Regions from separate parts of the Homo sapiens genome. Here region 2 is linked to region 1. A link is a loop called in an ENCODE intact Hi-C map of the cell type or tissue named here. Cell type or tissue: gastrocnemius medialis. All regions are shown on one strand. Links, peaks and the distances in the headings refer to the core of each region. The heading gives the core; the rest is flanking DNA. Region 1 overlaps RBM20 (RNA binding motif protein 20). Region 2 overlaps RBM20 (RNA binding motif protein 20).

Evidence for each region. Peaks named below come from ENCODE experiments on the same cell type or tissue, not always from the same donor. Only the 100,000 strongest peaks of a DNase experiment are listed, where the experiment ranks them.
Region 2: a loop joins it to region 1, with 4 times the contacts of the local background. A loop is called at or near these places in 3 of 110 quality-filtered maps.

Annotation. Positions count from the first base shown.
Region 1 is chr10:110,672,817-110,689,142 of GRCh38, reverse strand. All of the region lies in intron 1 of RBM20 (RNA binding motif protein 20), which reads right to left. Among named protein-coding and RNA genes, the nearest start is that of RBM20, 37 kb to the right of the region's middle. RefSeq lists an enhancer at 4,042-4,573. In gastrocnemius medialis, for the core only: CTCF peaks have their summits at 7,903 (motif pointing right) and 9,241 (motif pointing right); DNase peaks (open chromatin) are centred at 7,947, 8,562 and 9,312; H3K4me3 peaks cover 553 bases; H3K27ac peaks cover 2,695 bases.
Region 2 is chr10:110,771,689-110,788,014 of GRCh38, reverse strand. RBM20 (RNA binding motif protein 20) reads right to left here. Exons shown (of 14, transcript NM_001134363.3): 2 at 6,131-7,214; 3 at 4,588-4,649; 4 at 3,583-3,674; 5 at 3,126-3,223. Among named protein-coding and RNA genes, the nearest start is that of PDCD4-AS1, 91 kb to the left of the region's middle. RefSeq lists enhancers at 13,253-13,442, 12,333-13,532. In gastrocnemius medialis, for the core only: a CTCF peak has its summit at 7,108; DNase peaks (open chromatin) are centred at 3,603, 6,652 and 7,134; H3K27ac peaks cover 3,874 bases.

The DNA.
Region 1 (16,326 bases), core at 3,126-11,125:
AAGATGTTGCCATTGGGGGAAACGGAATAAAGGGTACACAGGGTCCTTCTATATTATTTCATACAACAGCAGGTGAATGTAGAATTATTTCAAAATACAAAGTTTAATTTTTAAAAACTTTAAAATACATGCAAACAAACAAAAAAATGCCTAAAAGCCATTCTATAAGATCCTATTATTCTTCAAAACTGTAAAGGAGATTAAAAAAAAAAACAGGAAAGACAGAGAAGCTATTATAGGCTGGGGAAGACTAAGAAGAAATGATAACTAAATGCCATGTTGGATCCTGGGTAGGATCATGAAACAGAAAAAGGACATTGGTGGGAAAACTGAAGAAATCTGAATAATGTCCATAGTTTGTTAATAGTATTGTACCAACATTAATAATGTTTTAGTTTTGAAAAATGTACCATGGTTATGTAAGGTATTGACATTAGGGGAAGTTAGGGAAACTCTATGTGCTTGATTTGTAGCTTTTTTAGTAAATCTAAAATTATTGCAAAGTAACAGTGCTTTTTTTTTAAATGCAGGATTGGAAGAAGGATGTTTGATAATGCACCAAGCAGTTAACTAGAACTATATCTGCTTTACTTTTCAGATAAAAATCATACAAATCTAAGCAGTAAAAATGTTGGGACATCAACGTGTAAACAATTATGTTGTGGTATGAATCCGAAATCCTTAGGGCCAAATTTGGTGAAATTTAGAATCTTTTTTATTTTGAAAAACAAACAAGTATGATGCATGTGCTAGACTTTGAACCCAGTAGAGTCCAGGCCAGAACCATAGCATTAAACACATGAACATTTCTTGAGTAAAATGCATAAATAGTCACACTATGTGAGATTAAAAATAAAGACTGCAAACAGCCTCTCATCCTATCAAGTCAGATTTTGTTGCCAAATACTTTTGCTCAAAACTTTAAGAAAAACCTCTCTGTTTTCAGAGCTATTTGTATTTCAAAACTGCAGATAAGGAATTGTGGACTGGATTATTAGGATTCCAAATGAATAATATTTGATTTTTAATTTGTTAGACCACCAAATTTCTAAAAATTATCAACTCATTATTTCTCTCTCTCCTTTTTAAAACACATACACACACATACACACACACACACACACACACACACACACACACACACACAAAACCATTTAGGAGTAGCACTCATGACCCAGAGGAAGGACAAGGAGGACTTCTAGGATGTTGATGTTTTATTTCTTAATCTAGGAGCTGGTTAGAAGAGTAAACATTCAATGAGCTATGCACTTAAAATTTGTGTACCTTTTTTATATGTATCGTAAATGTTGATGCAACATTTTTAAAAAAGCAGCAATGACACAATTGATGTAAAGTCAAAACATGTTAACATGGGAAGAAGTCTTTTCTCATTCGAGATATGTAGTCACATCCCCTGTATCACAGGTGGACAATGGTCAAGTGACTTGCCCAAGGTCACACAGCAACGCAGTGGGAGAACAGAGACTTCCAGCTCAACTCCTGGTTTGTTACGCAAAATCACGAGATTTCTGTTTCAAACATTTGTTCTATAATATGTGTTACTAATTAACTGGGAAAACTTGTAATACCATCAGACTGGAGTTAATACCCAGACATTTTTTGCTCGTTTAGATTTACTTTTTCCCATGAAATTACAGAACTGATGTCTGGATCAGATGTCTATATTTAATTGGGTGTAACTATGCTTCTCTCTAATAATGCGTAAAATCATCAATGACCATAAATACAAGTTAAGTGTTTTGTCACATCATCCAACTTAATCATTCAGCTATGAATATATCATGGATGATTTAAATCACATTGATTGGACTCAGCACTTAAAAAATGTTAACCCTCTAGTTAGCTATGACATTTTAAGGATGGAAAGGAAAATATAATTTGGGCCTCTTTGACTTACATACTTTTAGTATCTTACTACTTTTCTAGACATTACCATATGACTCAGCTTTTCACTGTGTTTAATTTACATTCTTACTTTTCATAGTTTACAATCTTGCCATAGGCAGCTGAACTGGGACAGTACTAGAAAAGCACTGTGCTTATACAAGGAACACAAATTTTTTCTTTTTTTTTTTTTTTCTTTTTGAGACAGTCTCGCTCTGTTACCCAGGCTGTAGTGCAGTGGCATGATCTTGGCTCACTGCAACCTCCGCCTCCTGGGTTCAAGCAATTCTCCTGCCTCAGCCTCTCGAGTAGCTGGGACTACAGGCATGCACCACCACACCCGGCTAATTTTTATATTTTTAGTAGAGGCGGGGTTTCACCGTGTTGGTCAGGCTGGTCTCGAACTCCTGACCTCAAATGATCTGCCTGCCTCAGCCTCCCAAAGTGCTAGGATTACAGGCATGAGTCACTGCACCCGGCCTATTTCTTTTACTGTAAAAATAAATGATGGATAGAAATGCCTATAAGCAGAAATTTCCAAATTCCAGACATCTGTAAAAATATCTCTTAGATAAAATTGTAATTTCCATTTATATTTTATTATTTTTTTTTAGAGACAGCATCTGGCTCCATCACCTAGGCTGGATGCAGTGGTGGGATCCTAGCTCACTGCAGCCTTTGAACTCCTGGGCTCAAGCAACCTTCCCGTCTCAGCCTCCCAAGTAGCTGGGACTACAGGCGTGCGCTACCATGTGTAATTTCCATTTTTAAAAAGCACATTAAAATCAGAGAGTTTTAACTGGGCTTCAGACTGAATTACTGGCATTCTGTGCTAAATTGTGTGGGGGTGGGATCGGGGGAAGGAGGCTCATACTTCCATCAGATTCTTGAAGGAAGCCATGACCTTAACTATAGGGGGGCCAAGCGGAAGAATCATTCATCATTAGTCACTAGCTACTATAAATAAATAGTAATAATAAAGAGTAAGGAAAGTAAGATCTGGGAGTGAGAGCCCAAGTTTCTATCACAGGTTTCATAGGATATTTAAAGAGTCATGACGACATTGTCATGTAGCGCTGTACCTTGGGCCCTCACAAGAGCCCTTTGAAGCAGGAATGGACTGGGCTCCATTTTGCGGATGAGAAAAGTAAGGTCCGTGAGATTAAAGAACTTGTCAAAGCTCCACAGCTATTCAATGTGGATGCAAGATGCTGGGAATACATATAGCATTTAAACTGATCCCCATCCGAGCTATACGCTCAGGCTTACGTTAAATACCTGTGAGGATTTAAAGGGTCTCTTAAAAGTTCTCCTATCATGTCAGCCTGCGTCACTGTGCTTTTAAAACAAAGATCCTGCATTATGTAAAAGCATTATAAAAATGCAATTTTCAGTGTGTTAGTTTCAATTTGTTTCACAAAGCATACCGAAAAAAAAAGTCTTGCCCTGATCTTGTTACTCACGTTAGCCCGAACCCACCTCCCGACCCTCCCGCCCAAGGCTACCTCAATTCCAACCTTTATTTTTCATGTTCCTTCCAGCCATTCCCTTTCTAGGCATTAAAAATACCTATACCATATACCAACGGTAGAACTCCCTCTGTGCCTTCTAAACCTGAAGTTGGACATCTTTTCCTGCCCGCCCTCCCAAAGGTCTCTCTGCTTCTTCCCCTCTCAGTATGGACTACTAGGGACTTGCTAACCAAAATAGCAAAGAAAAATACATTCCATCGTCTCCTTCCTATCTAGGTGTTTAAATGCCAGAGCTATCTTCCAGCTACCCCATGACCATTCTGAACACAGGCACAGCTGTCAACAGAGGAACAGAAAACAAGAAAGTCCCTGCGAGTCTGACCTGACAGAAGACAGCTTTGTCACCAGTCTCCAAGTCGAAAATAGATCACCCACCACTCAGAAGGGCACAGGGCACTTTTCCACTCTTATCTCAGAGGCCTCCAGGAGTTACATGAAACGCGCTGAGCACTTATGGAATAAAATGTGCAATCAGCGATACGCTTTCAAAATAACTTCTTTTTGACAGGCCCGCCAAGGACAAGATGACAAGGAATGCGTAAGGTCGCGTGTGAAAGTGCTGATCCTCGGCAGCGACCACAAACCCCAGGAAGGACAGCAAAGGCCCCTACGGCCAACAGCTGGGTCATTCGCCTCGTTTTACAAATGCGCAAACAACACTCTCTACCGCAATTCAGGCAGATCGCTCTCCTTGTGCTAAAGCTTTTGCAAACAGATTCACTTCTCAAGATGTTAGGATCCACCGCAATCATCCAGCTGTTTCACCAGCAGTTCTCTTTACTTGTCTCCTTCACATTTTGTGTGTGCGTGGTGGCAGGGCAGGGCCGGCGGAGTGCTCCCAAGCTTCAAGAGGTCTACATCTGACTCATAACTTTATTTAGGCTGCATCCCAGATAGTGAAATAAACACATGGTGACAAAGTCTACGATTTTCTCTTGTAAATTTTTTTAAAGTATTAAAATCCTCACTTTTCATCCAGTGCTGCAATGGAGCAAGATGAACAAGTTAAGTAGGAACAGCATGCCTGAATTTTGCATGCAATTTCCCATTATGAGTGGAAACTGGCCTGAACTTCTACAGTGTTTTGTAGCACATACTTCTTTAGTTAAAGAGGGTGGAAATTAAGCTGTAGTTTATGAGGCTTTTAATTCTGTACCAAGACAAATCAGAAACTCCCCATATTATTTTTTGGTTGTTGTTTTTTGTGTTGTTTTGGTTTGGTTTTGTTCTAACAATATCTTGGGCAAATGACAATTTCTGTTTTCTTTTTCTTTTTCTTTTGTTTTGTTTTGTTTTGTTTTGTTTTGTTTTTAAGATGGAGTCTCACTCTGTCACCCAGGCTGGAGTGCAATGGCACAATCTTGGCTCACTGCAACCTCTGCCTCCCGGGTTCAAACGATTCTCCTGCCTCAGCCTCCTGAGTAGTGGGACTACAGGTGTGCTCCACCACACCCGGCTAATTTTTGTATTTTTAGTAGAGAAAGGGTTTCATCATGCTGGCCAGGCTGGTCTCGAACTCCTGACCTCAGGCGATCCACCTGCCTCGGCCTCCCAAAGTGCTGGGATTACAGGCATGAGCCACTGCGCCCATCCCAAATGACAATTCTTGTCTGTCAATGTTTTCCTTGACACTGTAGAAAAATTATTTCCATGACTTTCTTTAAGAGCTGAATGAATTTACTCATCTCCCGCCGCCCCAAAATATAGTTAATTAAAAATATTTCAGAGTGAGGCATACAACTCTGTTCTTAGTCACAGGATATAACTTGATTTTTCTTTTTCTTCCATTATCTTCCAGCAAAGAGCTACAAGTTTCTGAAATCATCTAAAGAACCCACAAAAACATAAAAGCCACATTCATCAATCATTTCACTAATCTTCCATACAGTTACCTTAAGAATAATTTCAACTGTAGATAGAAATAGAAGTTTCTCCTATTTTAAAAAACTGACTCAACATATTCATTTTGTTTTTTAAAACAGGTCAAATAGCTTTTGAAAGTTGAATTGGAAGTCTTGATTGGCTCTCCAATTGAGGCAAAATCATTTAGACTGACATTTTAATTTAATCTAGAAATGAGCAAGTAAAAGTTACAAAACTCAATTCGCTTTAACTCTTCACTGAAGCAAGGTTTTAAACTCTTAAATAACCTTCCCCAACAAATAACAGAACAAAAAGGAAGCTCTTAAGGAATAAGAGGATAGGGAGAGATAATAACTGGAACCACTCTCAAAATGCAAACCTGACCTAGCATTTACGAGAAAACATTACCAATCTCCTCTTGCACACAAAATTAATGAAAACCAATTACCAGCTCCAATCGCTCTAATGCGGACACTCTTACTGCAACTCAACCAGCACCAGCTGTGTTGTAGATTGAAATTGTAAATCTGACCAGTGCTTTGAGCCAAAAAATAAAACTGCCTTCTGCCATTAACAAGTTCATGAAATTCAGACCTATTAGGTCTTAGGGCACCGGCTGCCCACAAAGTTGTAATTAGAATAAAGCTGACTATGAAATCAAGAAGGTGGTCAAGAATTCGATGAGAACAAAAAAAGCCCAACACTTAGCAACCACTTTTGGATTTTTTGCTCTCATCTAATTCTTGATCACAAGAATTAGACACAATCAAAAATTGTGATCAATGACACAATCAAAAATTGTGATCATCATAACCCAAAAAGTAAAAGAAATATCTGACTCCATACTGACATAAATACTTGATAAATAAACAAGCGAGGAAGAAGGAACAACAGCTCTTCCTTACAGAAGAATTCCAAATAATAAATGGAGAAGGAATGACTGAAATGGAAAATCACTGTTAGAATATGACAATGATAACTATTATAGGCAAGCTCCACAGATGAATGCCAAAATTAGCAGGTGAAAGTTTGAAAAGAAACAGGATATTTGCATAATCCTACAGTAGCTCCCCTGAAATATTCTTAATTACAAAGAAAAAATAGCAGCTTTTAACTTTACAGTTAACACCACCTTAAGCAAGCAATTAAGTGATGCTCTGAGAAGGGCACATCCCCTCTTTGGGAATCTTCTTCCAACACACATAACCTCAATCTAATCATCAGGACACATCAGGCAAACTCAAATCCAGGAATCTTTCACAACAGGAGTTGGCAGATTACAGCCCAAGGACCAAATGTGAACCTTTGCCCGTTTCCATAAATGAAGTCATACCGAGACCCAGCCATGTTCATTTATTTACATATTGTCTGAGGCTGATCTGTGCCACAACAGTAAAGGTGGGTAGTTGCAACAGAGAACATGTGGCCTGCAAAGCGAAAACTCTTTACTATCTGGCCCTAGATAGAAAAAGTTGGCTCCATCTGTGTTCTACAAAATAAGTGACCAATACTCTTCAAAAATGTCAAGGTCATGAAAAACAAGAAAAGACTGAGGTACTGTCATATTCTGGAGGATGCTAATGGAGACATGACAACGAATGCCAGGTGGGATCCTGGATTGCATCCTGAAATAGAAAAACACATTAGTGAAGGCCAGATGTGATGGCTCACGCCTGTAATCCCAGCACTTTGGGAGGCCGAGGCGGGTGGATCACCTGAGGTCAGGAGTTCGAGATCAGCCTTGCCAGCATGGTGAAACCCCATCCCTACTAAAAATACAAAAAAATTAGCCGGGCATGGTGATGGGCAACTGTAATCCCAGCTACTCAGGAGGCTGAGGCAGGAGAATCATCTGAACCCGGGAGGCAGAGGTTGCAGTGAGCCAAGATCATGCCATTGCACTGCAACCTGAGCAACAAGAGCGAAACTTTGTCTCAACAACAACAACAAAAAAAAAAGCAGAAAAGAAAAGGAAAAGAAAAAGGAAACATTAATGAAAAGACTGTTGAAATCTGAAAAATGTCTGTAGTGTGGTTATTAATAGTGTGCCAATATTCTTTTCTTGGTTGTGATAAATGTATCATGGCTTATCCAAGATGTTAACGCTAGGTGCAGCTGGGTAAAAAGCATACAGGAACTCTCTGCACTATTTTTGCAAATTTTCTGTAGGTCTAAAATCATTTTAAAATAAAAAGTTAAACAGTAATTGTGATGAACTCCTCACCCGACCTCAGGCTAACGGGGAGCAGCAGCAGCTGCCATTTCTAGGCCAGCCTCAACCTTCCAATGGTGTCTTTACAGGGCTTAAAAGCAACTGCAAAAATAATTCCAAGGTCACTGACACTTCAAGCCAGTGACCTGAAGGCAGAAAAGATTAGCAGAGAGCATGCCTCAACCAATACTGCCTTTACAAATACCTTACAGTTTAGGGTTTCATGTACTTAAATATAAAGTACTAAACAAGAGGATGAAATTAGACATCTAAATCTCTCTTGTGCCATTTCTCAAAGCTTAAACTAACCCTTAAAGATAGGTGGATGTGAAGATTTTCTTGGAAGTGTTGGCAGGAGGAGGTTTGGTGCAGACCCTATTGCGAGGAGACGTGGTCTAACAGCAGGGGGAGACAGTGTGTCCCTGGGATTCCGGGCCAGTTCTGTCACCAGCTTCTCGCACAGCCCTGACAAGGGAGTGAAATGCCTTCTGCAGAGGTCTCTCCCTTGTTTGCTCAAAGGCTGTCCCTGCATGGTCAGTGAGGAATGTGCGAGAAGAAGGTGCCCCTGTTTCTCTTCTATCAAGCAAGTGCCCCCTAGACAGAAACCATCCAGGCAGACTTAAGATTTTTCACGAATGTAACAAGTCATGTCTGTAATTACGCAAAAATACAGAGAGAGAATAAGAGACAGACTGAAGAAGAAAGAAGTGGAAAAGAAAGAGAAGTAAATGGAAATGAGTGGGGAGAGGGGAGCACACGAGAGAAACAGGAAGGAAATATGGAGGTGCAGCTGTCCCCAGCAAGAAGCAGCTGAGCAAACGGACCCTCGAGAAGCACCTGTCTTCCTCCAACCTTACTGATCAAACCTGGTATAGGTGCATCAAAGCTGGGGTGAAGGAGAAGGTCCTGCCAAGCCCCACTATGAAAGGTGGGTCACAGCCTCCCCCAGGCGTGCACCCTCCCCGCCCCCAGGTGACACGCATTGCGTGACAGCGCACCACAGCCCACGCTAGTTAGCCGTATGTGTCAGTCCCCGAGCTAGCCAAACACCCTTGGCAAATCCTGGCTCGCCACTGAACACACAACCCAGCAGCCCGAGGCCATCCATCATGCCAGCCCAGGAGAACAGATGAGACTTGGAGAAGGAGGCTCCTACCACCTTTTTAGCTGACCGAGCTCCTCCTCCCCCAGCTTTGAGAGAACCGAACCCCTGAGATGGGGGAAACCAGGCAGTGGCCAGTGCCATCAGGAGAAGAAAGAGGAGGCAATTTTATGAATGGACCATTCAGACAGGGAAAACAGCCCTGTGGGCCTTCCCTGGCCAGTGCCACCCCTCCCCACTCTGAAAATTCTTTCGACTCCATCTGCTCCGAAGGAGGCAACACATCCAAGGAGCAAACCCACCACCCACTCCAAACTTGAACTTCCGCCCCCACCAAGAACATTCCAGTGGTTTTGCCAAACAAACTAATTGCTCTCCCCCAGGACAGCCTGCATGACAACAGGTGCCCGGCTCCCGGCTCTAATGCCACCACTCACAGTTTCTGGGTTTCATTGTTTTTAATTAGCCTAAATAATTGTTCTTAAAGTCATTTAGAAACAGTGCTGTCCTACTGTGCCCTTATCTCAAAATATGAGAAGAGCAGGTTAAAAGGGGCAGTGTCAGTCCAGGGATGAAACTGAGATTGAGGTGCCCGCCGACCGTCTCTGGCACCAGATGGCATGAGCTGTGAATGACAATCACCAAGTGAATGCCGCTGTGGCCATCTGTGTGCTGGGTCTGTCTGCCTGGCTGGGAAGTGCGTCTGCATGTGCCCCAGTCCATCAGGGCTAGAGGAAGGCGGACCTGCCTCCCAGCCCTCAGCCAAGCCCTCTCTCAGGAAACAGCCACGCTGCAGACAGACAGACTGCCAGCCTGTGGCTTTGCCTGCCCAGCCCTTCAGAGAGGATCCAGGGGCTCGCAAAGCCCTTGCATAAAGTCACACCTGATTTTCAAAACAACCCCATGAGGCAGACACCATAAGCAGGAAACCAAAACATAGGGGCTTACATGATGTGCCCAGCTTAAGAACTGCAATAACAGGAACTATGATAATTATTAACAAGAAGAGGCTGGGCACGGTGGCTCATGCCTCTAATCCCAGTGCTTTAGGAGGGTGAGGCAGGAGGATTGCTTGAGGCCACTAGTTTGAGATCACCTGGGCAACATAGTGAGACCCTGTCTCTACAAAAAATAAAAATTAGCTGGGCATGGTGGCTCGTGCCTATAGTCCCAGCTACTCGTGAGGCTGAGGCAAGAGGATCACTTGAGCCGAGGCGTTCAAGGCCGCAGTGAGCTATGATCACACCACTGCATTCCAACTTGGGCAACAGAGCAAGACTCTATCTCTAAAAAAAATTAAAAATAAAAAAAAGAAGAAAAAGGACAATGAGCATTTATTGGGTACTTACTATGTGCCAGATACTGTGCTAATCACTTTATACAGCCTTCATCCTAGTGCCAACCTTGGGAGGAAGACAGGAGTACTTATAAATAAGAAGCAGAGGCTCCATTTCATATATTCAAGCCTGAGGCTCCAGGAGGCCAAGTTTCCTGCCCAGGTCTCCATGGCTCCTCAGCAGAGTATCCTGGATTTGAACCGAGAACCTGCATATTAAACCACTGCAGAGCCTCTTTATCTCCAAGTGTGGGTTGCAGCAAAGCATGAACCCATCTGTGCTCCAGGCCTGAATGAACATAAACCAAGTCATTCCAAAAGTCTCTGTATTGCTGAGCTTGAACTTTCAGACTCCTGGACCAGTGCTCCCTCTACTGCAGCATATCATGAAAATGTCACATCTTCATTAGATATGAAGTGAATCTACCACCAAACATTCTCCTATTGCCCACTGCTTCTGTAATAAAATTTAGACCTAGAAAAATCTTTCAAGGTCATCAGGCTCAACACCTTTATATTCCAGATGTGGAAACCAAATCTCCAAGTCTCAGAGAAGCCAAGTTCATTGATCAAGGGAGTGGGTGGCAGGATGAAGAGTAGACCCCAGACTCCCCCGGCCTTGCACACTCAAGAGTGCTTTCCAAAACCAAACTGTACCTTCCCAGAAATGAACAATAAGGGAGAAATCACACAATAGGATGCTTTCCATGGGTGTCCTTAACTCAGGAGATCCTTTCTCTGATGATGCTGCAGTGGGCATGATGCTGCTTTAATCAAAGTGAACCAAATTATGAGAAGATCATGGTCTCAACATGCTATGAGCTCAAGTACGTCTTGAAACAGAATTCCATTTAGTGACACCCTCATAGCCACTTAATGGCAAAGTAATGTATTTAAATGCCTTGACACCTAAACATTTTTTTGCATAATTACATTTAATCTTTGCTCTTTGGTTAGGTTTTTATAGGGATTTGTTTTGTGTGGATAAACTTTTGAGTACTCCCATAGCTCTATTTCCCCACATTGTCTATAAGAAAGATAAGGTTGAAAGAAATCCTTTCTTTTCCTTAATATTATTTATCCCAGTTTATGTTTTATAGTTACCTATTTTTTTGGTTTATGTTAGTTTTCCTCACTAGACAGGAAGCTCCATCCATAAGAATTACCTATTCCATTCATCACTCAGCACCTAAGACAGCACCTAGCACATAATAGGTGTTCAGTAAATACTTCTTTCAGTTGAATGAATTAAAAATGAAGTTCCCCGAGGGTTAAGCTGTGAAGGAGCAACATCTAGAGGGTGCAAATCCCCTCTGACTCGAGTAAAACAATTCAGAAAGCCATTTTACCAGCCTGGTTGGTATCATTATTTTTAGAGAGATGTCTACAACATGAAGACAAGTAACATGAGATACATGCCCATCGAACACACCAACTATCTAAGATCTTCCGTTTTATCAGAAATTTGGAAAAATTAAACAATATGTAACACTCCAGTTTTCCCAAAATACCATTTAGCACCAAATAGTTCTGTGCTATGGTTTGAATATTTGTCCCCTTTAAGATGAGGCCTTTGGCTGGGCGCGGTGGCTCACGCCTGTAATCCCAGCACTTTGGGAGGCCAAGGCAGGCAGATCACGAGGTCAGGAGATAGGGACCATCCTGGCTAACACGGTGAAACCCCATCTCTACTAAAAATACAAAAAATTAGCTGGGCGTGGTGGTGGGCACCCGTAGTCCCAGCTACTCGGGAGGCTGCGGCAGGAGAATGGCGTGAACCCAGGAGGCAGAGCTTGCAGTGAGCAGAGATGGAGCCACTGTACTCCAGCCTTGGTGACAGAGCTAGACTGTGTCTCAAAAAAAAAAAGAAAAAAGAAAAAAAGATAGGGCCTTTAAGAGGTGACTGGGTCATAAGGGCTCTGGATTAATCCATTTATAGGTTAACATATTCATAGTTAATGGATTAATGGGTTATTATGAGAGTGGGACTGGTGGCTTTATAAGAGGAGAGAGGCCTGAGCTAGCACGCTTAGCCTCCTCCACCATGTGATACCCTATGCCACCTCGGGATTCTACAGAGTTCCCACCAGCAAGAAGGCCCTTACCAGATGCAGCCCCTTGACCTTGGACTTCTCAGCCCCCATAACTATAATAAATAAATTTTGGTTTCTTTAAAAATTATCCTGTTTTAGGAATTCTGTTAAAAGCAACAGAAAACAGCCTAAGACAGTCTACAAGTATCTATCTGATTGCAGCCTTACTTGAAAATTTTAAAATTCTAAAGTGACTCTGAGATTTTTTAAAAACATTAATATTTTCAAGCTACATATATTTTAAACCTCTTTATAGCCTCTTGCATCCACAAATTTAAAAACCAATATTGGATTTGAAGCAAAAAAAATAGCATTTGTTGCTTCCAAAGAAGCCAAGTTGGATTATATCAACGATACAGGGACAAGAACAAATAGGTTTGTCACAACCAAGGAGACTGCAAATCAGAAAAGTACAAGAAGTTGTTCTTCCTAATTGATAGACACTTTGTGAATTTTGAAATTTGTGAATGAAGTAATATAAAGAAAAACTCTACAATTGCAGAATGTCATACAGAAGAAAAACTACCATATGAACAGTTTGAAATGTGCAGGAACGCAAGTGTAAGAAGTACTAAGTGATGTTGCCCCATAAATTCTGAGAGCGATAGTTAGAATTAGCATTTCATCTTAGAGCAAAGTTTCTCTTCCACTGTTTTTTTCCTTTTATGCATGTTGTCTAAACGTCTCTGCCTTGGTTATAATTGTTTCGTGCATTGTTTAACTTTATAGGCAATAAAAGATACCACTTCCAAATATCTATTTTTCTCTCTCTGTGAGATGCAGGGCACTTATCTGTCAGCGCCGTCAGGAAGTGGGAACCAGCAGAGCGAGGACACTGGGAATTTCAGCATATCCTGATTTCAGCCCCTGGGATGTACAATTGGCACCAGATTTTATGCCAAATTTCAGTACAATGGAAATGTCCTGGTTTCACCCTCTGGGTTTTAGAAGACAAAAGGAAATGCAGTCAGTTCTTGGAGCAAAGCAGAACCACATCTGGAATTCATAGTCCATTCCTGGGATGCTCCAGAAGAAGAAATCCAGCGCCCACTATCCGTTAGCTAATTATCATTGCAGGTGACTACCAAGTAAACTCTACCTAAATCATGTCCACCCTCACTGCTTCTCATTCTCAGAGACTGCATTATAACCCTACATATATCTGTGAAATATAAGCCATAGCAGCTATCATTTCCTGCCTGCTTACTCTCTGCTAGGCATTCTGCTAAATGATTATATATATTATCACATTTAATGCTCCCAACAACCTGAGGTAAATATTCTTCCTTTTTCATAAATGAGCAAATCAAGGCTCAGAGAAGTAATTTCCAAGGTCACAGCTGGTAAGTGGTAGAGCCAGAATGTGAGCCCAGGTCTGTCTGACTTGAAAGGCGGGGCTCCCTTAGAACTTGAGGGGGACTATGTTAATCTCAACAGGGGCTTTCAACAAGCACCAAGAGACAGTATTATACAGTGGTGAAGAACAGACTCTGAAAGCAAGCTGCCTGATTCAGTTCATCTGAACCCCTGCTTGCCCACATACCTTACCCGCTGGAAGTTGGTTGACTTCTTTATATCCCAGTTCCTCTGCTATAAAGTGGACATAACAATTGTTATCTGTTCCATAAGGTTGTTTGGGGATTAAATAAGATACTACATGTAAAGTCCTCAGAACCACATTATAAGAATGCAAGACACAGCTGCTCATAATGATGATGGTGCTGGTTGTGGTAAAGGCCATGATCTCAAGGATAAGCCTCGCTTCTTAACTTTGGAGCCTCCTCCCAAACCTAGCCCATCATCCTACCTATTTTTTTGACTATCACAATTCAATATTAAACTTATTCACCAAAACAGGCTCTCTTTTCCTTTATTCCCATCCTGCTCTTTTCCGGGTATAGCCAGTAAGTTCACTTCCACCTATCCAAAACTTGCTCACTTCTTCAAGGCTCCCCCAAATCCCACCTCCATGAAGTCTCCCCCAAACACAGATGATCCATTGTTCTTCTTCCAGACAAATTGCAGTCCACCATTTAGAGTCAGCATTTAGAGCATCATCAGCAATCAGCAATGTACCATGGATACAGAATTGCATCCTGCCTTGGAACGTGTATTAGATATTTTGACTTTGTTTGCCTTATCCCCACAACTTGGTTGCAAGCTCCTTGAGGACAGTATATGATATATTTCTATGTCCTCCATAGGCAATAATACAGAGCTAGTGTGTGCACACACACAGACACACAATCACATCAAATAGGCATATCCTCCGGTGGGAGAATTCTGAAGTTATTGATTTAAATTATTTTAAATGTCAAGAGTGCAGAATGAAATCAAGAAAGAATCTAAAAAATATAGTACATCGACAGCCTCAAAAACACCAGACCTTGTATGTGATCTTGAAGACTTAAGCAGTGATCAATCTTAACGCCTGCACTTATTACCAGCTTGTTAATATGCAGGTTTCCTGATGCAATTCAAATTATTTGGATTAAACAGATTCAACACCATTAATCCAGTGAGCTTCAAAGTGATCTACAAGACTTGGGAGACATTATTGAGCTTGCGTGGTCACGACAAAAATGTGCAGCTACAGGTTATGTAATTCAAGTCTGCTCATCGTCTGGAAATGGGCTTGGAATTGGGAATGATTCTCAGAGGATGCTCAGAATGTGTTTAAACTTCAGGACACTGGAATCCTGCTCTAACCTGAAAGTAGTGGGGCAAAAACAGCAGTCTTGGTTTTAAGAGTTCCCTGTTGTAAGCAATTCCCCATGAACAGGAGAGCCAGGTGCAGAATATGTGAACTGATACGGGTACAGGTTTTCTAATGGATTTTACAGAACATAAGAATTGACTATAACTCAAAAATGACTTCCATCCTACACAGATATTAAAGCCCAGCCCTTCCTTCCAATATGTTTGCAGACTGAGTAGCCATAAATGAGTTTTATATTACTTCCCACCCACCTGACACACAAATGAACTAAAATGCACCCTTAAAGAGATATCGTCTCTCTTCAGGCAGCAAGTTTGGCAAGAAATTGCAATATAAAAATGCAGGAAGGAGGATTAGAATATCCTCAAGTCTGGCCTTGCCTCAGGAAGATACACCCTCAGACTGCCAAAGGAAAGCTTCTCTGCTGGTAGATTCATTCTCCCCAAAATGTTTAGGAAGCCAACCCTAAAAAGCTATGCCACCCACAGTAAAGGATATTCCATTTTTATGTGACTCAAGCTCATAACAATTTCTGATGGCTCTCTGAACTTAGCAATCCAACACAACCTCTAGTACCACTTCAATCCCTGAAACACAAGTAAACCTCATTCCTCCAGTTTCAATATAGGCCACTGTCCTCAGAATGTGGGGAGTTGGAAACAAGCAGATTGCAGAATATACATCTAGGTTTCAGATCACACAGACTTCAGCAGCCAGTACCTTCTAAGCTCTCCTCGCCTGTGGCCTTAGTGACATTATCTTAAGAGTATTCTCATAATTCCTGGTGCTGGTGAGGCTGGCCGGAAATAAACACTTAAGCACAGCTAGCAGGAGTAAACATTTATACAAATTTTTTGAAAAGCCATTTGGATGCTGGGCATGGTGGCTCACGCCTGTGATCCCAGCACTTTGGGAGGCCGAGCTGGGTGGATCACGAGGTCAGGAGTTTGAGACCAGCCTGGCCAACATAGTGAAACCCTGTCTCTACTAAAAATAAAAAAATTAGCCAGGCATGGTGGTGTGTGCCTGTAATCCCAGCTACTTGGGAAGCTGAGGCAGGAGAATTGCTCGAACCCAAGAAGCAGAGGTTGCTGTGAGCTGAGATTGCACCATGGTACTCCAGCCTGGGCAACAGAACAAGACTCCGTCTCAGAAAAAAGGAAAAAAAAAGAAAAAAGAAAAAAGAAAGAAAAGCCATTCAGGAATATGTATCAAGAACCTTAAAAACATTCTCACTCTGCCCTATGATAATGAGACTATAACCTAATACGGAAACAAGTTTTAGCCAGAAAGATGTTTACTGCAGAATTTTTTAATGAAAATAAAAAAACACCTAAATATTCAAAAGTAGAGTGGCTGTATATGGCATGACAGAATATTATGCAGCCAGTATGTATGTTTGTAAAATAATAATAAGAGAAAAAATGCAAAGTTCAAAGTTGAGCTTCATAGTACAATTAAAAACTAGAAAAAATAAATCTAACGTATGTATAGACAAAAAAGCAAAGGAACTATTCCAAATATCAGTTGATTTTAGATAGTGGACCCATGACGAGTTTTTCCT
Region 2 (16,326 bases), core at 3,223-11,222, 99 kb before region 1:
TGTACAATAAGGATAATAATAGTATCCACCTCATGGGGTTGTCTAGAGGACTAAATGAGCTAATACAAAACAAAAATGCTAAGAACATATTGAGTACTATATAAATGTTGGCTGTTGTTTTTATTATCATCCTACAATGACTGGGGCTCTCTGTCCCCTCCTAGCTCCCAAAATGTTAGCTCTCTGTCCCCTCCTAGCTCCTCGCAGAGAGCTGTCCCCTAGGTCTCTGTCCCCTCCTAGCTCCTAGCAAAATGTTTCCTGCGTTGCTTCTCACCAGGCTCAAGCCAGATAAACTCCCCATCTCTAGGTGTTCGGAGGAAGTGGCACTCAGAGCTTCGAGGAATTAATTAGAATCAACACACAAATCATCAGATAGCTTGTGCTTGCCCACTGGTACGTAATTTAAAAGTACATCCATGGGAACCTCAAAACATCTCTAAGGTGGAGCAAGTGTGACCCTGGGTATTACTAGACAGATTTGTGTAAGGGGAACACTGATACCAAGACTCGGACAAAATCCTATGGCCAGCAGACAGAGCCAGCCTTAGACAGCATGGGTTTCCCCCCGACTCTTCACAGCCAAAATGGGTTAAAAGCGCTCGTTACTCAAGAACAGCCATGGTTACTTCATATGTACTTGACGGTTCCCAAATCATTGTCCCTGATATTATCTCATCTGATCCTCACAAGGGCAGGACAATACTGGATCTATCCCAAGCCTTGCTCCCACTGTCTGGCGCTGGCCACTGAACCAGAAGCCTGGGCTGCAGAGCTGCATGGGATGTTCTGAGATTCGAGGAATAATCAAAACAATAAATTACACAAGCTGGATGGAAATCCAGTTGTTTACTTTATCTTCCAAAGGCATTATTGTTCCCACTTAAGGAAACAGAGCCTCAGAGAAGTAAAGTGACTTGCCTGGAGACACACAGCAAGTGGCTCCCAAAGTAGGACTTGAACTTAGGTCCCTAGAGCCAAGTCCATAGGAAAGGGTCTCTGGCTCAATGGGCAGCGCTGGAGGGTGGGGAAGAGGCCTGGGACAGACTGCAGAATGTCCTGCCTGTGTCTCTCCTCTCCCCATCCACCCCCCTTTATGGAGGGGCTCAGTTAATGCCATCTCTTCCCCGTACCCAGACCCCAGGTTGGAGTCAATTTACAAGCCCTGCCCCCTGCCCACCTGACACTCAATCCAGCCTCCCCCATCGTGGTCACAGTTCCTCCCCTTCAGTGCCTGGAGTGGGGTCTCAGGGCAGGGTTGTGAGCACAGAGGTGCCTCCATGGCCCACACCCCCATCAGGACACAAGGTCATGTTACCAGGAATCTGACCTCAGAGGACAGGCCTCACTGAATCTAGCCATTGCAGTCTCCTGGGACTGACCCGAAGCTGCCATTGACCTGGGCATGGCTCTGAGCGAGCAGAGTGCAGAGAGGGAAACCACAAAATTCTCTTTCACCAAAATGTGGGCTTCCAGACAGGGGCTCTCTCGAAGCGCTTCTCCTATTCAACATCACAGATCAACACACACAAATAAACAGAAGCCTGGGCTCAGGCAGGCCTCACGTCTCATCATGAACCACCTCGCTTTTCCGCTTACTCACTCCTCAGAGCCTGAGAGCTGCACTTCACAGCTTACTGGCCTGATGCTTTGCAATGCCAACACGTAGAGGGGACAGCACGTGGAGACATGCTCTTGTGAGCTTGTGTTCACTCGCAGGAGAAGAGAGAAAGAGGCTGCAGCAACTCACACCACAAAAGCACAGGCACAGGCTAAGGCACACAAACAGGTGCCCTCCAGCAGGGTTCAGACAAATGCATTTGTTTTACAGTCAGTTTTCCTCCCACTCCCCTTTCTCCTGCCCAGAGGAGAAGAAGAGGTCAGATGGGGGTGTAGGGTGGTGGCACAAAACAACTGAAACCCCAGAGAGAAGAGGAGCTGTCACCGTTGGTGAAAAAGGAGAGATGAAGCTTAGGAGCTTTGGAGGACGAAAATGTATGTTGCAGAGACAGCAAAACTAAAAACAAACAAAAACATCATACAGCACAAACCAGTTCCTCAAGGGGCCAACAAATGCTACTGGTGCGTAGTCCTTACTTTCACACACTTTCTGGTTCAAGCTTCAAAATTACCCTCTCATAGGAAATAATCTACTTCCATAAAACATTAAATAGTCTTAAAAAAACATAAAAAGCTCCAACTTTTTTTTTTCTAAGCCAGCGCTGAATGCTAGAAAGTCCAGGAATGCCTTGAATTTTAAGGATTTATGTCTGCTTCTTAAGTCATGTGTTTCAATACTAGATGAACTGGATTAAACAGCTCTTCACTTCTGTCTGGGGTTGTTTTTCTGAATGACACAAAGCCAGGTCAGCACCTCTAGGCCCAGATATAGCAGGTGATACTACAAACGCTTGACAACAACAATGACAATGGAGAAAATGGTTTTTTTGTTTGTTTGTTTTGAGACAGAGTCCCGGTCTGTCACCTGCGCTGGAGTGCAGTGGTGCGATCTCGGCTCACTGCAACCTTTGCCTCCCGGGTTCAAGTGATTCTCTTGCCTCAGCCTCCCAAGTAGCTGCGACTACAGGCATACACCATTCATGAACCAATCTATGGCCAGAAAGTGTGATGATCTCCTTGGCTGCCTGAGTCACATGCTCACCTCACTTCTGGTCATGTCATCTTGGAAACTAGAGAAGTGTAATTCCCAGAGTGGAAAATTGAAGGGTACCAGGTATAAATGGGTCTAGACCTCAAAAGCCAGCCAACTCTCCACTAAAAAAAGTGTTAACATCCTCCCAGCCTGTGGCATGTCAGGTGCATACTGAGCATGAAGAACACAGTGCTGGGGAAAGCAACAAGCATTTCAGGGTGACTGGCACACAGAGAGGTATTTGAGGCAGGGCATGGTGGCTCACACCTGTAATCCTAGCACTTTGGCCACCTGTAATTCCAGCACTTTGGTTGACCGAGGCAGGAAGATCACTTGGGACCAGGAGTTAGTTCAAGGCTGCAGTGAGATATGATTGCACCATTGCATTCCAGCCTGGCTGTCTCAAATAAACAAACAAATAAATAAACTAATAATCATTTTCATTAATTTCTAGAGAAAATGTTTCCGTACTCACAGTTGTCCCCACAGAAGCCAAAGGAAATGTGGGGCTTGACTGAGTGAATGACCTTGCTGGAATGGGCACGTATGATGTTCCAAGATTTGAGGCATAATCTAAATGATGAATTACACAAAGTCAGTGAAAACCCAGAATGTAACATCAAAAGTCATTATTAGGACATAAGCAGGCATAGAAAACTGAACCTTTCCCCTTCACATATTATTAGTGATTGGCATGATTGTACCTCTGGACATGCTGATAATCAGCAAAGCTTTACGTCTCAAGTATCTCAGAGAATACTGATGGGCCCAGACAGCAGGCCCAATGCATTTTAGTGTCTTGGGATCTGTTTGCTTTCTACATCCGTGAGAAGGGGACATCAGGGAAGTCCTGGTTATTAAAGACAGGACATAATGTGCCTGTGGGTAGCCCACTTCTGCTTCAAGCTGCTGACCTGTAGGGCCTTGCTCACCTTCATTCCCAGCAGGGTTATAAACAGCTGTGCTGTTGGGAGAAGCACACAATGTTCCCTCTGCCGAACCAAGTATACACCGGATGCCAGCACTGGAGAGGGCGAGAAAGGGAAACCGGCTCCTTAATAAGTTAAACAAAGAATTAGCATGTGACCCAGAAATTCCACTCGTAGGTGCAGACCCCCAAATAGTTGAAAACAGGTGTTCAAACAAAAACTGTCCCCAAACCTTCCTAGCAGCCCTATTCACAATAGTCAAAAGGTGGAAACAATCCAAATGTCCATCAAAAGATGAATGGATAAACAAGAATGTGATATATACATGCAATAGAATATTGTTCAGTCATAGAAAGGTTGTACATATTACAACATGGATGGATGTACCTTGAAAATGTTATGCTAAGTAAAAAAGAAAAAGCCAGTCACCAAAGGCCACATATCATATGATTCCATTTACAGAAAAGTACAGAACAGGCAAATCCGTAGAGACAGAAGGCAGATTGGTGGTTGCCAGGGGCTGGCTTAGGGGGAATAGGGAGTGATTACTTAATGAGTATGAGGTTTCCTTTTGGAGTAATGAAAATATTCCGGAACTAGAGAGTGGTAACATTTGCACAATGTCGTGAATGTGCTAAATGCCACTGAATTGTATACTTCAAAGTATTTTCAAAGTATTTAAAATAGTAAGCCCTATGTGAACTTGACTACAATGAAAAAAATGAAAGCCAGAAAAGGGAGGCACACGCCCACGCACACACGCACTTCCGGCCTCTGCCTGGTGTTTTCTGCCTAGCATTTACCACCAGGGATGCTGTAATTTTCTTGTTCATTTTGTTTATCATCTCCCTGGCCCCTGTGAAGCACAAGCTCCTTGAGGGCAGGAACTTTGCCTGTTCTGGTCTCTGCTATTGCCCCAGGACTCAAAACAGCGTGTGACACACAGTAAATGCTCAGTGAATATGTGTTGAGCCTACGCATGAGCCTGTCCTCCTGAACAGCACTTACTTTTCAGAGAAGACCAGGCATTTCTGAGCGTGCAGCTTCCCTTTCACATGCAGCTCCCAGTCCTAGGTCAGAAGGAAAGAAAAGTGACCAAAGTAGAACTGAGTCCATGGGAAGGCAAAGGATGAGCACAGAGACACTGGTCAGGCAGGGAGCACAGAGCGCCCAGAGGCTGGACCACCCCTGCAGACACATCCCTCCACCCTTCCTCTCTCCCTCCCAGGCTCCTCCCACTGTTCCTGCCTCCCCATCCAGCCTTTGCTCCATCAGCTCCTCATCCATACATCTCATGCCCATCTTGAACAGGAGCCCAGACTCACAAATTGGATTCCCTCTACCCCTCTCAATGGACCCTTGCCCCCACCACCTACCTCCCACCTCCCACCCCTTCTCCTTTCCCCCAGGAAGACCCCACCTATTTCATATCCAGTTGGGAGAATCTGGCAGGTAGACTCACAGTGACTTACAAAGCCTTAGAAAAGGTTCATGAGAGACAAAATCCTTGAGCACCTCCCCGTGTCAGCTAGTCCCCTCCCAAGACTAGAGGTCAGAGGGCATGTCCTATCTGGGTCACAGGGATGCACTTGGATGGTGTGACCCAAACAGAGGTGAATGACATGCTGCAGTGTGACTCACACTCTGCAAGGACATTATTATGCTTTTGGACAGGATGAGAGATGGGAGGCAGGACAGCCCAGTGTTTAAATGGTGCAGGCTCTGAAAGGGTCAGGGCCACATTTGAATCTCCACTCTGCCACTTTCAAGCTGGGGAGGTGGCGGGGAGAAGGGGCTGAGTAAGTCATCTCATCTCTCTGGGCCTCAGTTTTCTCATCTGTAAAATGAAAATCATAATAATATCTACCTCATAAGAGTTACTGCTGGCACACAGAAAGGGTTTAATATATGGTATTTGTTATAATTGTTATTGCTTCAAAATATTTCACTGCATCTGCAATACATTTTTTGGGGGGACATTATACTATCATATACCTCTGTTTGCAGGAACTCAAAGCATTTCCCAACCACCGGGAAGGTGTCATGAGACTCTACCTCCATTTTGCTGATGGGGAAGCTGAGGCTCTCTATAATAATTTGTCTAGGTCCCAAGGGGGAATTAATCTGTTTCCCCTGATCCAAAATTCTGCTTTTTTTCTTTTCTAACTCACTACAATATGGGTACTCAAGGGGCAGTAGATTCTAGGCATACTACGGGGGAGAAGCCCTCCACGAGAAGGCAGGAAACTCCTGAGCCCCTTCTCTCTGCAACCCAGGTGGGGTCCTTTGCTCCCCTACTCAGCCTCAGCTTTCTCATCTAGAAAAAGTGTGTAAGAATTTCTGACTCACCTTCAAGCAAGGGACTGGTCCTGATACATTTCTGAAATTCCTATGGGTCCTAATACCTGTGATTTTAGTCAAGAATACTGATGGCAAAATTCTGTTACCCCAATGCAACAGTTCCTTGCCCATTGGCAGCGTGAGTTGGGTCATGGGGAAAGGCCTGCCCAGGCTTCTAGCTGTGGCTCCCAGCCTGTCTTGGACAACTCACCTTCAAATCAAACACCTTCTTGTCACAGATGCTACAGATATGCGGCAAGTGGAGGGGGGCCACACCGTGAAAGTCGTTCAGCTCATGAGCCTGCAGGGGCCGCACAGATAGCAACGCCTGGTCCTCCTTGGCCCTCCGCCCAGCACCGATAAAACCCTGTTTGCTGTTGTTAAGCCGACCCCCGAAGGAAGGAGGTGTCCTGTCTGAGGTTGGTTCCTCGGGGTCGTACAGCTCATAGGGCTGGTTGTGGGGTGGAGGCCACATGGGACCTGCTGTGAGATCAGGCTTGCTTTGGCCCGAGAATCCATGGGGGCTCTCCCATTGGCTGTTTGTGCCCTGCAGCAGTGGCCCGACCTCACTTTTCAGGCCCCCAGCCTGCTCAGCTGGAAATCCGCTGGCCACATGTGAACCTTGGGAGTTGGGTCCGTAAAAATCTTTGGAAAAGGCAGCTTGACCATCCTGCCCTGTGTGGCTGTAGTGCCCTTCATAGGTCACACTGCCCGAGGTTGAGGCCGAGGATGGCAGGAAGCCAGGCTGACCATCTGTTTCAGGGCCATATGTCTGGCCAGAGCTGGCTTTGCCATACTCATAGAATCCTGCTGTAGCTGGAGCAGGCCCAGTCTTGCCAATGCCCAAGATGACTGCTGGCTGGCCAGGGGTCTGAGGCATTACCCCAGTGAAAGGATGCATCACCATGGCACTGGGTGGCTGGTTGGGAAGGTTCATGGAGGGTCCGGGGCCTCGTGTCTGGCTGGGGGGTGAAAAGGCAATTGCATTAGAGGGAAACCGGGTACTGGGTATGGCTGCAGCATGTTGGGGAACCCCAGCATGGCCGTGGGGGCCAGTGATCACAGACGGATGCCTCAGTTGATTGAAGAGAGGCTGGGACATGGCCACTTTGGAGAGGACTTGGTTCAGGACTGTGGCGGCTGCAGTGTTGTTGGTGACAGCTGTCTGTGCCAGCTTCAGCCGGTGGAGGGTGAGCTGGGCCTGCAGTTGAGCCAGCTGGAGACTGGCAGGTGAAGGAAGCAGAGGGTTCGGGTTACTGACCGAGAATGGGTTCTTGTCCAGGAGCTTGGCGGCACTGTGGGAAGACAGAGGTCTAGATGCACAGCTGGTTTTCAATGAGGGGGGCAAGGGGCTGTTCTTTGTTATCTGTGGTCCCCCCTCCCACATAAACAAGACCTTCCCACACTGGTCCCACATACAAGTGAATCTGCAAAAACCTGTGCTCACACATACACATTAAAAAAAAAAAAAAAAACTCCAATGGAAAAATTATATGACAGAACGTTCAATCTCACTAGTAAGTAGAAACATAAACTAAAACCATTCAAAACAAATATTTGCCTAGCAAAATAGCAATTTTTTAAAATGGCACTCCGTGTTGGAGAGAGAGTAGAATAGGCACAATGTCAATGATAATCAACGCATACAGCTTTGTTAAAAGATAGTCTAACAAAATGCATTTATTATAGCCATATTCTTTGACCCTGGAATTCAATTATATAAATCAAAACTGAGAAAATGAGCTCAAATGCAGACAAAATTTGATACCCAAAGATGCTTAATACTATACTATTTAAGAGTCCAAAGTTGAAAATTACAAATATCCAACAATAGCGAGATGGGATTTGAACTGAGGAAATTATGATACACCAACATAATAAAATATTAAGTAACCATTACTATTGGTGTTCAAATTTCTACTTTATTATGTAACATTTAGGACATTCAAAAAAGAGTACACAGCACCAAGCTTAAGACAGAGAGCATTCCAATACGATAAATCTCCCTTGGTTACGTGCTCCCCCCACCTCACCCTTCCCCGTGATTGCCAATGGTAAACATTATCTTGAATTTGCCAAAGTCTCTGTTACAAAAAAACAAAAACAAAACCACTTTAATGACATGAGAAAATCTATATGCTCTAATGTTAAGTGAAAAAGGCAGGCTTAACAATTGCCTACAGAGTGAATCGTGTTTACATTTGTGCCAAACACATTTTCATCCTTGTCCTCATTTCACATCCAAAAGTAACATGAATTGTCTTCCTGTCTGAATATAGGCACAAACAAATTCAGCGTCTCCTATACTCTCACAACACGAACCACTTCTGACACTAGATGTGTGGGAGGTTTTCTCCACACACCAAGCAAGCAACCAGTTCTGCAGTGGACACCAGCTGGGTGTCTGCCAATTCAGTTCTGACACTACCTGGGGAAAGCGTCAGATCCCACAGGTTGATGGCTCAGCCCCACAAGACTGTCCCCCCACTTTGGATGTCAATCACAAGCCCCAGGTTGTTTTACTCATGCTTCTGACCAACTGGCTGTAAATCAGAATTAGACTAATTTGCTAGAGAGGCTCCCAGAACTGAGGGAGATGCTTAGTTTTACTGGTTTATTAGAAAGGATATATGACAAAGGATGCCAATGAACACCAGATGGAAGAGGTGCATGGGGCAAAGTGTTTGGGAAGGGGTACAGAGCTCCCACATCCTCTCGGGCACCCCCCTCTCCAGGAACCTCCACATGTCCCAGTCCTTTCTGGGTTTTTACGGAGGTTTCATTGCACAGGCATGTTTGATTAAATCATTGGCCATTGGTGATCAACTCTACTTTCAGCCCCATTCTCCTTCCCTGAGGTTAGGGGTGAGGCTGAAAGTCCCAACCCTTCCATCCTGCTGTGGTCTTTCCAGTAACCAGACCCCATCCTAAAGATACCTAAGGGGCTGCCAGACATTTGTCAGCTTATTAGCATACAAAAAGATATTTATCCGATTCCAAAGACTTTTGGAGTTTTATGCTAGGAAACCTGAGGAAGACCAAATCTCACAATATCACAGTTCCCTTCAACTGAGCTCTCAAACCTAACTAGTATAAGGAATAACCAAAAAATTACAAGTAAAAAAATCTGAATTTGAGGTAGGGGACAATAGCAGACTCTCACCGAATCTTACTGCAGAAAGGGTGTCCGTCTGACATGTGTCTTTCATGTGACCTATATTGGTTGGTTATAGTGGTTTCTGGACCAAAAATCAGTGTGCATGGTCTGGAAACTGGAAAGACTTTCCCAGAACATCTGGGATATGTGGTTACCACAGGCAGGGAGGGAATCTTTGGTTAAGACCACATTTTCCAGGTTTTAAATTCCCCTCTGAAAAGTGGGTGTCATCAGGAAATATGTTCAGGATGTTGATGAACTGGAATTCTGGGACATTTGAATGGGAAGAAGGGGACTGGAAAACTGGAAATTGGAGTTGCCATAAACAATGCATGCTGTACAATAAGCATGCTTAGGCAGTACAGGGTAGACACTGCACAACTGGGACACCTTAGTCTCCACTGTCACAGGTTCTGTACAGTAAAAATCCAATGATAATGGAACAAAAACGAGAGAGGCTGGGAGCTAGCTCAGCTGAGGAGGAAAAGGGAGACATAGCAAGTGACATGGGTTGCCACACTGTCTTGTTGGAAGGGAGTTCCCAGAACATCAGGCACACCCACATTTAAATGTAAGTACAAAGCACATTTGAGAGCCAGATAAAATGCCTTTGTTATTCTTTCCCATTTGCATGAAAAATCAAAAATTGCCTATAAGTTGTTAAAAAGACACCACCTTCCCCAGCCAGCAGCCCTGCTATGCTCCAAGGGCAGAACAGGCTGGCTGCATTTTAAAATATGGGGGAAGAGGGCACTGAAAGTTAAAGGTAGTTACAGCCCTGTTCTCCTTTGGGGAGCCGGGCTGGTTGCAAACAAGCCTTGGGGGTCCCTGGGTGACCCAGCACAAATTCAACAGCAGCAGAATGGGGAGCGACCAATGTCTATGTAGGCAAGAATACGGAAGGAAGAGGAGAATGGATGGTCAAGAGTCTGATGATAGATTTTGACTTGTGTAGTATTAAGTAGCTGAGCTTTAGAAAAGCAATTAAGCTTAACTCAAAACCGTGGCCACACAGGGCCAACTCTTCCTCCCAGGTTTGTCCATCATACAGCCTGTTCTTGCTAACAAGGCGATAATGAGGTGCCAAGTTGGTTTCCATGACCAGAGTAAGACAAGGTTGGTTTTGTTTTTCCCAGAGAAGTCAGCTCTATTTTCTAAAATTGCATTCTGGGCAGGAGGGAGCTCTTAGTAGAGATTCCCCTTTGCCACTGAAAGGACACGTGAGGAAGGGCTTTCCAACTAGGAAAGCCAGCCATGCTGGGTATTTGCAGGTCAGCCATGGGAAACCTGTCCTTTTCAGAGTATGGCCCAGGTTACAGACGTTAACCCATTCAGATTCCTCAAAAAATAAGAAAACTAACCAGGTTTTCTTCTTAATTTTTGCTTTGACTAGGAAATTTTCATCATTCCCAACTTTAGTCAACCTTGAGTAGAAGTGATTTCACATGAATCATCAGAGCTGAGCACCTGCTTTCATCCAAACACCCTAGACAAAGAAGAAAAAACACATCATACTATTTTTAAAGCCCTAAAATTCTTAGCCTGCAATAGTTAATAACCTGAAATTGAGGTGCATATAGTAGTGATCATATTTCTGAACCAAAAATTGGGGTGCATGATCTGACACCCCTGGAAGCTGGAACTGATGTCTCCTGCTGTCTTCCCACTCCTTAGTTTGTCACTTTTATATCACTCAGCACATCCTGTGCCTTGGGTTAAAAATAATTGCGTGCGTGCCTTTCTACTCCACCAGACATAAGTTCCACAAGAGAAAGGAGTGTGTCTTGGAGAATCTTGTATTTCCTCAGCACACTGCCTCCCACTTTATGGGCACAAAGTAATTGCCGTGAACAAAATGAAGAAGGAAGATAAGGGGTATGGCTCATCAGAATCTGGTGGCTTTGAGGCAATATGGACACCTCTTTTATGAGTACCCAATTCTGTGGAGAAAAACCCACAAACAGCTCAAAAAGGACAATCTAAATACACCCAAGAAGCAAATAAAACTAAACCTACAAGCAGGTACAAAGTCACCTTCCTAGGTCACTATCTACAATTTCCCACTCCAATGCAGGAGCTTCAGTACACTCTTTCTCTGTCTAAGTTCAGGTTTTTAAATTGAGTGGATAATCCCTGCAGTAGGCTGAATAATAAAAATGTTCACATTCTAACCCACAGAGGCTGTGAATATGTTATCTTACATGGTAAAGGGGACTTTGCAGACATGATTGAATTAAAGATCTTGATTATCTGAATTTCTGAATTTAATTTGGTATGCCCAATGTAATCACAAGAGTCCTTCTAAGACGGAAGCAGGAGGATCAGAGTCAGCGAGAAGATATAAGGATGGAAACAGAAGTCAGAGAGGAGAGAAGATGCTTTGCTGCTGGCTTTGAAGATGGAGGAAGGGGCCATGAGCCAAAGAAATGCAGGAAGCCTCTTAGAAACTAGAAAAGACCAGGAAACAGATTGTCCCTTAGAGCCTCCAGAAGGAACTAACACCTTGACCGTAGTCCAGTGAGGCTGGTTTTGGACTTATGGCCTCCAGAACTGTAAGATAATACATGTATGTTATTATAAGCCATTAAATTTGTGGCAATTTGTTACAGCAGCAATAGAAAACCAACACAATTCCCAAGACAATTAGATGCAAAAGTGGCTTCCACTAGAGAGGCGGTGGTAGGTGTAGGGGCTGACTGGACCTTGCTGGTATGAATTGATCCCCCCAGAGTACAGACCATCTGACCAAACATCCAAAGACCCTCTGGGAATGTAGTCAGGGGCCAATTCTGCACAAATAGGGGCCCAAGCAACGTGTCTCAGACCTGGCCAGTCCAAGAACCACATCCCTCTGGCAACAGTGATTGGCTCATGGGGGAACACTCTCGGATACTTTGTTAGAGCTATCAGGCATGATTCTCTGTCATGCCATGGTTGCTAAATTGTTGTTAAGCCATCACTTAATGACAGCCTGCTTGAGAATAAAGCCAACTCAGAAGATGCTGGCCTGAAGACAGAGGTACAGGCAGCTCCTTGATGACTTCCTAGGAATGCCTTGAGCCAGCTTCTCCTGAATCCACCCTGTACTTTGCTGGACATGAAGCAATGCATTTCCTTTATTTGCTTAAAGAAAGCCAACCTACGTAAACCACGGGCATTTAACCATCTTTTAAAGACGGTTCCTGTCTGTGGCCCACATTGACTTGAAGGTTCCTGGTCACCCTCCAGTTTCCTCTGCAGGAGTGGACTGACTGTGAGGACCCAGTAGTTGGAGCTACAGGGTCACTATCATCATCATAGGGAGAAAAGAGGATTAGAAGATAAGGAGTGGGCAACTGCTGAGAGAGGAGGCAGCAGGCATGGGGATGGGATTTGAGGGATCCAAGAGAGTCTTAACATCTGGTTGGTGAACCAGGACTTAAAGGGCTGTGGAATAACAAGGACACAGCTGAAGTGCAGTAGAGTGAATGTGCGTAGATGTATCAGCAGGCTCTCTCCTGGTAATGTCCAGCCATCCAGAAGCAGGAGCCAAGAACCACAGCCCAGAGCATGGTAGTGCCTAAACTCATGCACCGGCCACATCTGCAATAAGCACAATATCTTCCAAGATAACCAGTTCAGGAATTTAAATTCACTTCCAGTGCAACTGGCTGAGTGGTGAATGCGCCATTTCTTCTTTTGTGCTAAAATATAGAAAGTAATCGAGGTGAGAGGGCTGATGACCAGGCAAGAAAATATTTTCTAGGTATGACCACACTATAAAGGTGTGGCCAAATAAATGCAACGCTGAAGGTCAGATCTTTAGAGCAGAGTTGAGAATTTATGATCTTTCCATGTCTTTATGACACATTCTGCTAGTGTCAACACAGGAGAGACTTAAAGCAAAGAGAGGATTAATGTCAACTTAACTAACAAGAACTACATTATAGTTTTCCTTCCTTCTGAACCATTTTTCTTTAAAACATTCCTTATTTATGGTATTTTGGTGGGAATTTCTTTTTAATATTTATCTTTCCTAGATCAAAAATTCTCAACTCTGCTATAATGCTTTCAGAAGCTAGGTCAGAATATGAACTAGAGAGGGACATTCCTGAATGTCAGGTTACAAAGGTGACAATGACAACACAACAGTCATATTGGGGCTAAAGTTCAAACTCTAGCTAGTGATCACACTTTAAGAGTGAGCTGAGGCCTTACAGACAATTTAGTTTAACTCACTCATTCTACAGACAAAAACAAAACAAAACAAACAAAAAGAAAACAACAAAAAACAAACAAACAAAAAACCGCAAAAGCCAATGAAGTTGGCGTCCTCTGTGAAACCGCCTAAGTCACACACCGAGACAGAGAAGAGCTGGGACTGGAATGCAGGCTGCCTCTGTCCTCAGGGCTGATGGAGGTAGCTGTGGTCGGATACACGCCTATCAACATATACCAGATGAATTCTCTCTTTGCAAGGAGAAGATGAGGCCACACACCTTTTGGATAGTGCTCTTTCTTGATAACAATAGGGCTGCTGGGTCTTCACTAGCTTGGCCTCTGTGACTAATTTCGAGACTACTGGGTCAATGCTGCTATTCTGTGTTTGGGCCTTAGCCATGACATTACCATATGATGATTCATATCACCATGACACCTCTTGGAATGATTCATAACAGCAATATAATCCTATCATCTCTCTTTTGTTTTGTGTTTTTCAGTTGGTGTGTTAATGAGTGTTCTCACTTCATTAGCTGTCTCATCTCCAGAACAGCCATATGGACAGCTAAGTCAAATATGACCATTTCCAGTCTATAGTAAGAAGACTGAGACCAAGAAAGATCAGATGAACCGTGTGAGGTCATCCAGTGAATAAGGGACTTGACTGGGACTTGAAGGAGGGTTTTTAAACTGTAAGGCCAATATTCTATCCTCTGTTTACACGTTCATTAAAGGGAGCTCCAAAAACCACATTTCTGGGCCTACTTCCTTTGGGCCAGTTAAACATGAGTTTGGGTTAGTTAAACATGAGTTTAACTAACATGTTTGGTATCAGATCCCCGGGCTTTCAGTCCACTGTGCTCCGTACGTCGCTTATCAGGCAGAGCACAGTCTCAGAACCAGGGGACTATGCAGTCACAATGGGGCAGCTGGTGGGTTTAGAACTGACACGAGAGGCCTGCCTTTCATGCTGGACTTATTAGAACGGCTCAAAACCTGCCAAAGAGAACTGATCCTGCAGCAAATGCAGAGAAAATGATACACATTCTGCTAGTGTCATCACAGGAAAGACTTAAAGCAGAGGATTAATGTCAACTTAACTAACGAGTCCCATAGTATAGTTTTCTTTCCATCCTTCTGAACCATTTTTATTTCTTTGAAAATATTCTTTATTTTTATAAAATGAGGGTATGGTATTATAGGTGAGAATTTATTTTTAATATCCATATTTGGTTTTTTTTGAAAATTTTAAAATACAGAAATATGAAGAGGAAAACAAACACTTATGAATTCAGTGCCCATTATCCAAAATGAATAAATGCTACTGTAATGGTCATTTTGCTTCAAAATTTTTTAATAAAAGAATATTTGACAGATAAAGCTGAAGCCCCCTTTGAGACTCTGCTAAGTTCAATCCCACCTTCATCTCCCCAGTGACATCCACATGTGGTGTGTCTATCTGTCTGTGTATCTGCCTGTATCTATATATAGAAAAAAAGCAGGAAAATAAGGGATTTTTCCACATGTGTGCATTTATAAAATAGTGCCTAGGACTGATATCAACAAAATTTCTCCTTAAGAACAAATGCATAACCTACCAAGTTTCCTCTAACACACTGAAGACTGAGAATAGCGCAATGGAGTGCAAAATCAGGAAGCTAGAAATCAGAAGACCTGGGCCTGGCCCAACAGCCCTTATTCACTCCCTGTGGGATCCTAGGTCAGTTAGTTTCCCTGGATCTCAGGGAGTTCTTTTTTTTGTAAAATGAGAAAGCTGGATGAAAGGATCTCTAAGGTCCCTTCACCTTTGAAATCTGATAACTCTAAGGTTTAATTTCCTCATCTGTCAAATGGAGATCGTAATGTCTGTTCCACTCACTGTAAAGATCAAACGTGATGTGCAGGTGCTCTGGAAAATATGATAATTATATTAACTATCATTATCATTGCTCACAAATTCAGCTATTTCTGCACCTGGCCACTCCTGGGAGTGCTTTTAAAGAAACCATTGTTATATATACAGTCATGTGCTGCTTAACAATAGAGACATGTCTTGAGAAATGTGTTGTTAGGCAATTTTGTCATGCGAACATCATAGAGTGTACATACACACCTAGGCTATATGATATACCCTATTGCTCCTAGGCTACAAACTTGCACAGCATGTTCCTGTACTGAATGCTGGAGGCAACTGGAACACAATGGTGAGTATTTGTGCATATCTAAATATGTTTAAACCTAGACAAGTACAGTAAAAATGCAGTATTATAATCTTATGGGACCACCATTGTATATGCCATCTGTTATTGACCAGAACATCATTATGCGACCCGCGACTGTATATGGCTTCGTTCAGAGGCATGTGTTGCAGGCCAGACAGCATGAAATAATTTCATTCTCTCTAACCTTGTTCTGTTAGGCAGTCAGTTCAGCACGGAGGCTCTCTTACCTATATCCCTGAAGATTTAGTAAATGAAATACCAAAAATACTTTATTATAAAATTCTCTCATCTACAAAGACATTTCCCAGATGGACCCACAGCTTTCAGAGTGAAATGTGGCTCAAATCCATTTAGGACAGGAGTTGGTTTGTCGGAGATGCAATTATTAAGAAAATCCACAATGGGCAAAAATTAATTGGTTTTGTGCAGTCTCAAATTGAGGAAGCTGGTTTGACTTCTGGGGTTAGGGGAAATCTTTCCATTTTCTCGGTAACATAAGATCTGGTGACCTCTCAACTGAGAAACTTTTCTTGGGAACATCTGAGTCTTTTGTAATGGAAAAATGAGCTTTTCGAAATGTATATTTTAAAACTGCTATGCAAAGCATTTGGTTTCTCTAAGAAACCAAATTGCTAATGTTTATACACACAAAGAAATACATAGGGATTTATAGATCAATCCTGGCCCAGTGATAGAAAATGTACACACAAGCATTGATGCCTTGGCATATACTGGCCCCTCTCCCTACACAACCTCCTCCCTACTCCCCTTCACCTAGATATCTACCATACTTTGAAATGTAGCTCACAGGACACCTCCTCCAGGCAG